2 separate regions of the Homo sapiens genome follow, and region 2 is linked to region 1. The links are chromatin loops, found by intact Hi-C in ENCODE. Cell type or tissue: Caco-2. All regions are shown on one strand. Each heading gives the region's core, and the rest is flanking DNA. Links, peaks and the distances in the headings are about the cores only. Region 1 overlaps WASL (WASP like actin nucleation promoting factor). Region 2 has its middle 9.1 kb from the start of SPAM1.

Region 1 (4,409 bases), core at 88-4,087:
AGCATCAGATTTCATTCAAATAGCAGTGGTAGCCACAGGAGGACTTTAAGAAGGGTAGCAACATATTTTTTAAACTTGAAATTTAAATAATATCACTCCATTTGCTCTGAGTCAAATAGACTCTAGAGTTGCAATAATCCAAGCAGGATGTGATGGTGGTGTGGAGAGTAGCAGTGAAAGAGGTGAAAAAGAGCAGGCTTGATAATTGGATCGTGAAAAAGGAGGAAGTAATAATAATTTCTAGGTTTTTGGCCTGATTATGTGACAGGATGGTGATGCCATTTATTGAGATGGAGCAGCAGACCAGGATGGAGCAGGAAAAGAAGATTGGGGAAGGAAATAAAAGTTAGAAGTTTTGAGTTTGAGAATCCATATGAAGAGTACAAGAAGGTAGTTGGATTTGTGACAGAAAGGTCAACCCAGATGATTTTATACATTAACAGGTTGAAATTTGTCACATAGATATTAAGGAACTAGAACCATTGTCTTCTAAGCCCTGTTTTAATCTTTAGTTTACTATCATACTCTATAGATATATTTCTTTAGATTCACTTTAAACTGTTTTAGTAACTAGATTCTTCTGGGAGTCACATTATCTGTGTTTCAGGAGTTAAATAATTGGAGAAACCACCCAAGAATTATGTAATGTCATTTTATTTATGCATATGTTTTAATTGTCTTGATTTTCTTGTAGATGAAGATGAAGATGAAGATGATGAAGAAGATTTTGAGGATGATGATGAGTGGGAAGACTGATCTATATATTATATATATATATATATTTTTAAGGTGAAATACTAAACACTACTTTCTGTCTGTGGATTCTGTAAAATTATCATGTAAATGTTCTACCAATTTGCTGTATATTTTTGTTGCCTTTTTTGCTTTTTTTTAATCTGTGCAATACCTCATTTAATCTGTAAAGGTTTGTCGTAATCCTCTACAAAGCTACTCCCTGTTATTGTGTGCAAGTTTACACCAGGATGCTCACTTGATTTGTGAATATTTTTCATTCCATCAACAAGGGAGTTTAAATACTATATGTGAGACTGACAAAAACCTTAATGTAATTTACTTATAATGCCAGAAGGAAAACACTATTTTCATACCCTACTTTTTCTGTACCTAAATTTTCTTAAAAAAAAATCTAGTATAGCACTACATTCTTTTTTAAGTGATGCAGACCTTAGTTTCTTTAGCCCCTTTATTTTGAATACAATGCTACATATGAATGTTGAAGCTGATACATTGCACAGTTCTGTAGACATCACTACACCGATGTAGTTTCTCAAATTTTAGCAATATGCTCTACATAAAATCACTACAGAGATACTAGTGGGGAAGACGATTAACACACCTCTTACAGTAATACTGCCTGTTATTGGTATAGCAGTGGTATTTGCAGACTGGGATCATAAGGAGCCCTTAAATACTTGTTATTGACTGGGGTTATTTTTATGCTGTAGCAAATGTGACAGGCTCTTTTTAGCAAAATTTTTGAAAATTTTTTTGGTATTACTCTGAAACAAAATTTAAGTTGGAGTTTCAGGGATTTAGGGAGTAGTTTTCATTCTACATGAACTGAGGTAATATTATGGTAACTCCAATATTTGGTTAAAAAAACTATACAAATCAGAATAGTACTAAAATACTGTAGAATTTTAGCATTTTTATTTTGCACTTTGTGTGGATTGAGGTGTTCAGAAATACCAACCATAAAAATGTAATCTAGTTGGCAAAGGTGTGCGCTAAAACACGGAACCGAACATGCATTGATTTGGATAACTTTTGAGGGTTTTTGTCAAATAGCATGTGAAGAGTTACATTTTTCTTAAAAGATTGGTGGTCCCAATGTCAGAGTTCTTGGAACAGATAACTGAATGATAGATTTTTTTTTTTTAAAGATAAAACTTTACAACCTGCACATTTGTTATGCATACTAAATGGTGTGTTAAAATTAGGGTTTCTTTGCCTCTCTACACTACACTAATCTGCCTAAAGGTGGTTGTTTCATATTTATAATGCTAATTATCATACCTACCTACTTTAAATTTTAGGTAGAAAATTATCTGATTTAAATACAAACATATTTTTCTCACATTGAGTAATATGCATAATGTAGTTCCAAATGTATTTCATTACTATAGTCACAATATCCAACTAAAAATTACGCTATCTAGAATTGTACCAACCAAAATCTCGTATTGGCAGATCTTGACAGGCTGGACCTGCAAGATGTGGCTTGAATTTTAACCATTTATTACATAATCTCTAGTGATCATGCATCTAGTTATCATAAGAAATAATTTAAAAGGTTTTGTTGCTGAAAGCAGTAAGTGGTGCAGTAAAATACTTAAGTTATTCAAAGAATGTTATCTTTCTTGCAAGAGTAATTTAAGCACATGGGAAAGATTCTAGACTTTTTGTTTCTTGCAACAACAGTGCCCTCTGCTGCTAGAAACCTTTTTCTACTTACTATCATTTTTATTGTGGCTTGAGCTCAGTCAATCTGGTGCAGATGAGGCTGGACAACTACTAACCAATAAAATCAGGAGTTTGTACAAAAGTTAAATGGAACATTATAATTATTTTAAGTAATGTTAATTGAAAAAATTTTTTCTTTTTGACAATATAAAAAACATTTTAAATTTCCTAGAAATGTCTTCAGGGTAATGCCAATTTAAGATCTCTCTTAACTTGTGGCCAAGAAATTCTAGATTTTCCAGCTGACTTTGGTATAATATATATTTATCAGGAACTTCTCTCAGCAGAGAGTACCCATTCTTCGAGTTCAAAGCACAATTTTAAACATGTAAAATGGATATATAATTTGCCAAAGGTAATTAATTTATTCTTTTTTTCTTAAAGAAGAAAAAGACATTGGTTGTTGTTACAAAAAGTCTAAATTACTGTTGGTTGAAACACAGCAGCTGTGGAGTTCAGTCCAGGCATGAAGACTAAATCTGCTTTACCAAGTAAGGTGTAAGGTTGCATGTTTCAGTCCTCTACCATCCTGCACTGTGAGCAGCACTATACCTGTGCGTTGTCTGAAAGCCTTCCGTATATTCTCCAGCTAAATGGTCGTCTGGTAGCCTTTGCATTTAACAAACTAGCATGAGGCTTTTTATATCTAAATGCTACGTGATAGACAATTTCAGCTAGCCACATATTGTATGTATGAGATTCATAAAGACTTTCAATCATTTCATTTTCAGACAACTGAAATTTTGTTTAGTATGTGAATTCTTTTTTTGAAATGTATAGTGAATAGGATGTTGCACTGGTGGCAATTCATCATGGAGCATAATAAAATTAATTTGACCCAAATAGAATAAAATAATGTGTTTCATGTGTTTATTGTTAAGAGAGTAAAATAGGTTTAAAATTTTTAAACTGTATAGTGAAGGGTACAGAGCGATCAATGATAATGGTTGATGTTTTCAGCAGACTGCATGCCCTGAGAGTTAGAGTGTGCCATTAAATAAACATGGTGAGCAGAAGAATGTTGCACCCTGTTCTGTTGGGAAACATGACAGCTGCTCAGCAGCTCCCCTAGAAGCCACTGCTGTCGTTCACAGAGCATTGACATTGCAAGGTCAAACTGTTTGGAACTCTTCCACATACCAGAAATGTTGAAGTTTTCTAAATCAGAATGATATTGGAGTTTATTGGTAGTTTCAATAAATGCCAAATATAGCAGTTTGTATGGGACATAAGTAGCTTTTAATAAATGATATCAAAGAGGGTGCTCATTTTAAACGGTAAACTCTGTTTTTGATAGATAGAATTTTCTGTTTCACTGACCCTGGCACAAGTGGGTGTCTGAAGATTAAACTGAGTTGCGGAATTCAGAGTGTAGGATGCTACAAAATTCCTTTTAAGAGCTTTGGCCAAATTTAACAACCATTTCAAGAGTAATACGTTCTATTAAAAAGTTGTTTCTGTTGTACAAATGTGAACACTTAAGAATATATTAGACTTTTAAAATAATTTTTTAAAGATGCCTAAGAATTGTTTCTGTCAGGTCATTTTTATCTAATCAACAGAGGGGATTCCCGAGATAACTCTTGTTTTAGAAACGGAGTTCCTAAAGGACAAATATAGAGATAAGGCTTATTTATAGTACAATAGAAAAGCCTGTATGGAAAAGTTGGGAAATTTACCTTCCACATTTATTGACATTGTCACATCTCACCTCCAAAACACAGCATTCTTTATAATCTCTTGGTCATTTATTCATGGATTAAAAAAAAAACTTTGCTTTCTAAGGAAGCCTCTAGGAAAGGTATAGTACACTGTTATGAATATGTTAGAGAACATGCTTTGCAGCTACTGCCTTTACTTCTGTATGTGATACTTGGCATCCTCCATTGCCGTGAGGAGCCTATTGAAAAATTTGTCTCCGGATG
Region 2 (4,409 bases), core at 97-4,096, 230 kb before region 1:
GTGTGGCTGGAACCAAGGACTCAAACCGTAGGTTTGGCTAAAACCAATCTGTGCCCAGGACCCTCGGTCTCCTGTGGCGTCGCCGTCCACAGTCAAGGGCAGCCCTGGCCGCCCCTGAGCAATGGAAAACGGTGTTACCAGAAGGAACGGAGGTTGGTTGTTACCCACCTCAACTCTGCCCCCTTCTATATTCCCAATGGCAACACTGGGGAATATCCATTATTTTTATCATATGTCTATTTAAATCTGCTGGTACCTCCATTGCCTCCCTTCCTCATCCGGCAATAATAATGCCGTGGACTTCCCATCGTCCCTCGTGCGCCTGCGCCGCAGGGTTTGCTGCAACCTGCTGCTTCTCAGTGCTCGGACTGTTCTGATGCCTTCAGTTCTCCTCTGTGTTTTCACTTCTCTGCTTTTTTGCTTCTCTGTAGTACACTTGCAAGTACTCGGCCTGCTTTGATTTTGATTCTGGTTTCGCCTCTGTACTTAAGAATCTTAATTTTAGGAATCTTCTTGACTATAATCTCTACAACCCACGTAAGACTCCTCACTCTATAGCCAAGGTCTAGCATCCATCCATTAAATTAAGTTAATTAATTAAATTACTTGTTAGCAATTAATTACATTCTACCAAATTATTCGATCTTTCCTGGCCCAAAACCGCAGTTAAAATGTACTTCTCTCTTGCTCCAGTTCCTTAGCTAATTTACTTCTATGCAGATTGTCATGCTGTAATAGCTTATATTACATATTTATACTTACATAAGCATATAAATATATTTATATTATATATTACCATAATCATGTTAATGCATTTTAATAGACTGTCTCTATATTTTCACTGATTGCCTAAGTGAGAATGTCAGATATTACAGAAGGATATTGAGGAAATGTTCTAGGGTCATGGAGCATCTCAACTTATGCCATAGGTGCCAACTACTTAATTTATTGATGTGGCAATTTAACAAATGTTAATGGAGAATTAATTCCATGCCAAACCCTGGGCATAAAGGATACTGTAATAAGCCACATGGAGCCAGTCCTGTTCTCATGGAGCCTGCGTTCTAGTGGGAGGAAACAGACAAACAAGTAATAAACAATTTCAGGGCGACAGCTGATATTGCAGAATTTTTTTTAATGACAGAGAAAGCAATCAGGGTTGAAAAGGTATATAAGGTCCATTTTATAGTGTAATAGATGATGCTGACTCTTAAAGAGATTGCATCCAGTTAGCACTTCCTTCAAAAATTGAGTACTTACTTTCTTACACTCAAGCAAACACTGTATTGCAATACTTTGTAAAGTCTTTGTCAACCAGAGTAATGTAAAAATGGTATCTCATTGTCATTTTAATCATAATTGATTTTCAGAAAATTTGAGTCATTCATATTGTCTTTGCTGATTTTCGGTCATTTTGAATTGGTTGCTTAAGAGCTCTTTATGTAACAGAAGAAATTATACTTTGTTACAGGTTCCAAATATGTTTTTCTAGTTTGTATTTGGATTTGCCCATGATACCATTTTCACGCAAAAGGTAACCTCCTTTATTTTTTATATACAATTTGTTTCTAAATATTTGGAGAGTAAATTGGACTTAGGTCAGTTTCCCCAAGAGCAGATCCTTCGATGAGATTTCATGTGCAAATGATTTATTAAGAAAGTTTTCTCAGGAAAAAATTCAAGAGAATGAGAAAAGTAGGACAGAGAAGGAGATGAAGCCAAGAAAGTGTGTAATTTTATGTAAAGGCCTTTAGAGGGCAGCTTTAACTTCATCATTCAGGGGATCCAATTAAGGACTGCAAGAGGCAAAACCACACTGAATGGGAGGGAGGGAGAAAGGGAAGCACCCTGAACCTGGGGAAAGGAATTTACAACAAACAATAAAAGAGGACTTCGGGGATCTGCCTGGGCACTAAAGTGTCCCTTAACAAGGGGTGGGGCAAGGGTCAATGAAAGGAAAGAATAGGGAAGTTCAAACTCAGCATTTGATTTTAATGTGGAAATCTCTTCTTACTTGTTTGTGCTTAATTATTAAACTACGTAGCAGAAGGAATCCACCCAGTCAGGAAAATTTAGTCCACCCTAACCTAGTCACTCATGATTAGTCAAGTATAATTGTTTCCTTCTCTCCCTCAACTCTTTCTGGATATTCATAGTCAGGTCTGAGGGTACCAAAGTAATTGAGAAAGTCAGTTTTCAGTAAGTTGAAGGCCAAGTCAGTAACTATAGATGTAGATCTTGGGGGCCTATGAAAAGAGGTAACAGATTGAAAAGAGAACACTTGGTTTTGGTTAAGGAACACAGAATTTAGTCTTGCACTATTAATAATAAAGGACATCCTTGCCCTATTTCTGGTGTAACTAGAAAATAATCCCTGATACTGACTCTTTAGCATCTCAGAGTATTACCTTCTTGGAGAATACATAGGTTCCACTAAATACATTTTTAATTTTATTTCTTTCTTAATCTTCTTGTGAAGTAAAATTTTTATCTTCTAAGGTAAATATCAAGCTGAAAAAATCAATTCAATACATGTTTTCTAACACTTGAAGAGACAGTTTGCACAGTCTGTGGGTTTCTAAAATCTTCCATGAAGGGTACATGGAGCTTATCCGGTCTGGTACTAGGGCAACTAGAAACAGTAATTGCTATGGCACTGTGGCTTCTATCAGCAGCATAAACACATCAGGTTACCAATGTCCAATGACGAAGGGTCATTTAGTATGAAAGGTAGCTTAGCTCAGTGACTTTTGGGTTGATGTTTTTCTTAACTGAAGTTTATGTATGTTCATGTGACTTTCATTGGACCTTCTCATGGAGAAGTTTTAAGCAATGACTTGGTAAATGCCAGTATCTTTCTAAGATAGTGTAGTCACATTGAAATTGTTATCCCCTGGGTTTGAAAAACGTAAGTCAAACGTAAGTCATATGGCTGAACTATTCACATCAGTTGGAGATTACCACCAAATGTTCCCTGACATCATATTTGTCAGACACTTTTAAAAGTCCATGCCAAGTCTATATTACTTTCTGATAAATCACAACTTAGTAAATAATATACTTGTGCCTGGCACCAGAAAGCAAAAAAAATTTTGTGGTCACTAGTTCTAGTTCACCACTGCTTATCACTTCATTTGAATTCAACAAATATTTAGAGAACACTAGATAGGAACATATTGGCAGGAGAATGGCATAACTGATTATATAATTATATGCAAAAATGTTATTATGAAACAGATATTGGTAGACTGATGTTCTAACATTTGAATTGTCAGAAGGTAATATTCTAAGACTATATATTTCTATGTGTAATTGTCATGGGACTGTTTTATCTTTTCTTTCAGGGATGTCAAATATATTAAAAAACCAAAATGAACTATCACATCATATCTGATTATCTAACTTTAATAATAAAAATACAATCATGTAAAACTTCACATGAAAACAACATGACCTACCATGGATTTTCCCTTCCATTTCTTTTCTTTTTTTCTTTTTTTTTTTTTTTTTTTGAGACAGAATCTCGCTCTGTCACCCAAGCTGGAGTGCAGTGGCACAATCTAGGCTCACTGCAACCTCTGCCTCCAGGGTTCAAGTGATTCTCCTGCCTCAGCCTCCTGAGTAGCTGGGATTACAGGCATGCACCACCACGCCGGCTAATTTTTGTATTTTTATTAGAGACGGGGTTTCACCATGTTGGTCAGGCTGGTCTCGAACTCCTGACCTCGTGATCCGCCCACCTCAGCCTCCCAAAATGCTGGGATTACAGGCGTGAGCCACTGCACCCAGCCCATTCCCTTCCATTTCCTATAAATCAGTTCCTAAACTTACATTTAAAAAAATTAATCACCCTTTCACCTCTGCTCACATTGTATTTCACTCATACTTCTTTTATAGAACTTGTCATAATACTCTACTTTGAATTACCTGCCTTTTTACATGATGATAGAATCCTTTAGAGAAGAAATCTTATTAATCATTGCAACCTTCACAGTACCAAATATATTCCACATACACAGTCAATTCTTCACAATGTTTGTTGAATTAAACTGATTGGTCTTCTATTCATTAAACAAATATTTATTAGAGCGTTGGTTAAGTGCAACTCTTTGGGCAGGAGACAAACAAGATGAATGACATTCTTCTCACGCTTGAGTATTGTTGGGTTGTTAGAACACATATAAAAAATAACTATGGAACAAGACAAAATTTGATTTTTAAATAAAACTATAAATTAAAATTAAGCAATATGCTAAATAAATCCCCAGATTGGGGGCTGAGGCAAGAGGATCACTTGAGCCACAGGTTCGAGACCAGCCTAGGCAACATAGTGAGACCTCAACTCTAGTAAAAAATTAGCTAGTCATGGTGGTGGTGCACACCGGTATTCCCAGCTACTTGGGAGGCTG

Evidence for each region. Hi-C counts contacts between places; a loop is a spot of excess contacts. Peaks named below come from ENCODE experiments on the same cell type or tissue, not always from the same donor. Only the 100,000 strongest peaks of a DNase experiment are listed, where the experiment ranks them.
Region 2: a loop joins it to region 1, with 3 times the contacts of the local background. A loop is called at or near these places in 3 of 110 quality-filtered maps.

Annotation. Positions count from the first base shown.
Region 1 is chr7:123,680,866-123,685,274 of GRCh38, reverse strand. WASL (WASP like actin nucleation promoting factor) reads left to right here. Exons shown (of 11, transcript NM_003941.4): 11 at 695-3,332. The coding sequence ends at 756. Among named protein-coding and RNA genes, the nearest start is that of LMOD2, 27 kb to the right of the region's middle. In Caco-2, for the core only: a CTCF peak has its summit at 2,447 (motif pointing left); no DNase peak of the experiment used is centred there.
Region 2 is chr7:123,913,984-123,918,392 of GRCh38, reverse strand. No RefSeq gene overlaps it. Among named protein-coding and RNA genes, the nearest start is that of SPAM1, 9.1 kb to the left of the region's middle. In Caco-2, for the core only: a CTCF peak has its summit at 1,744; a DNase peak (open chromatin) is centred at 1,862.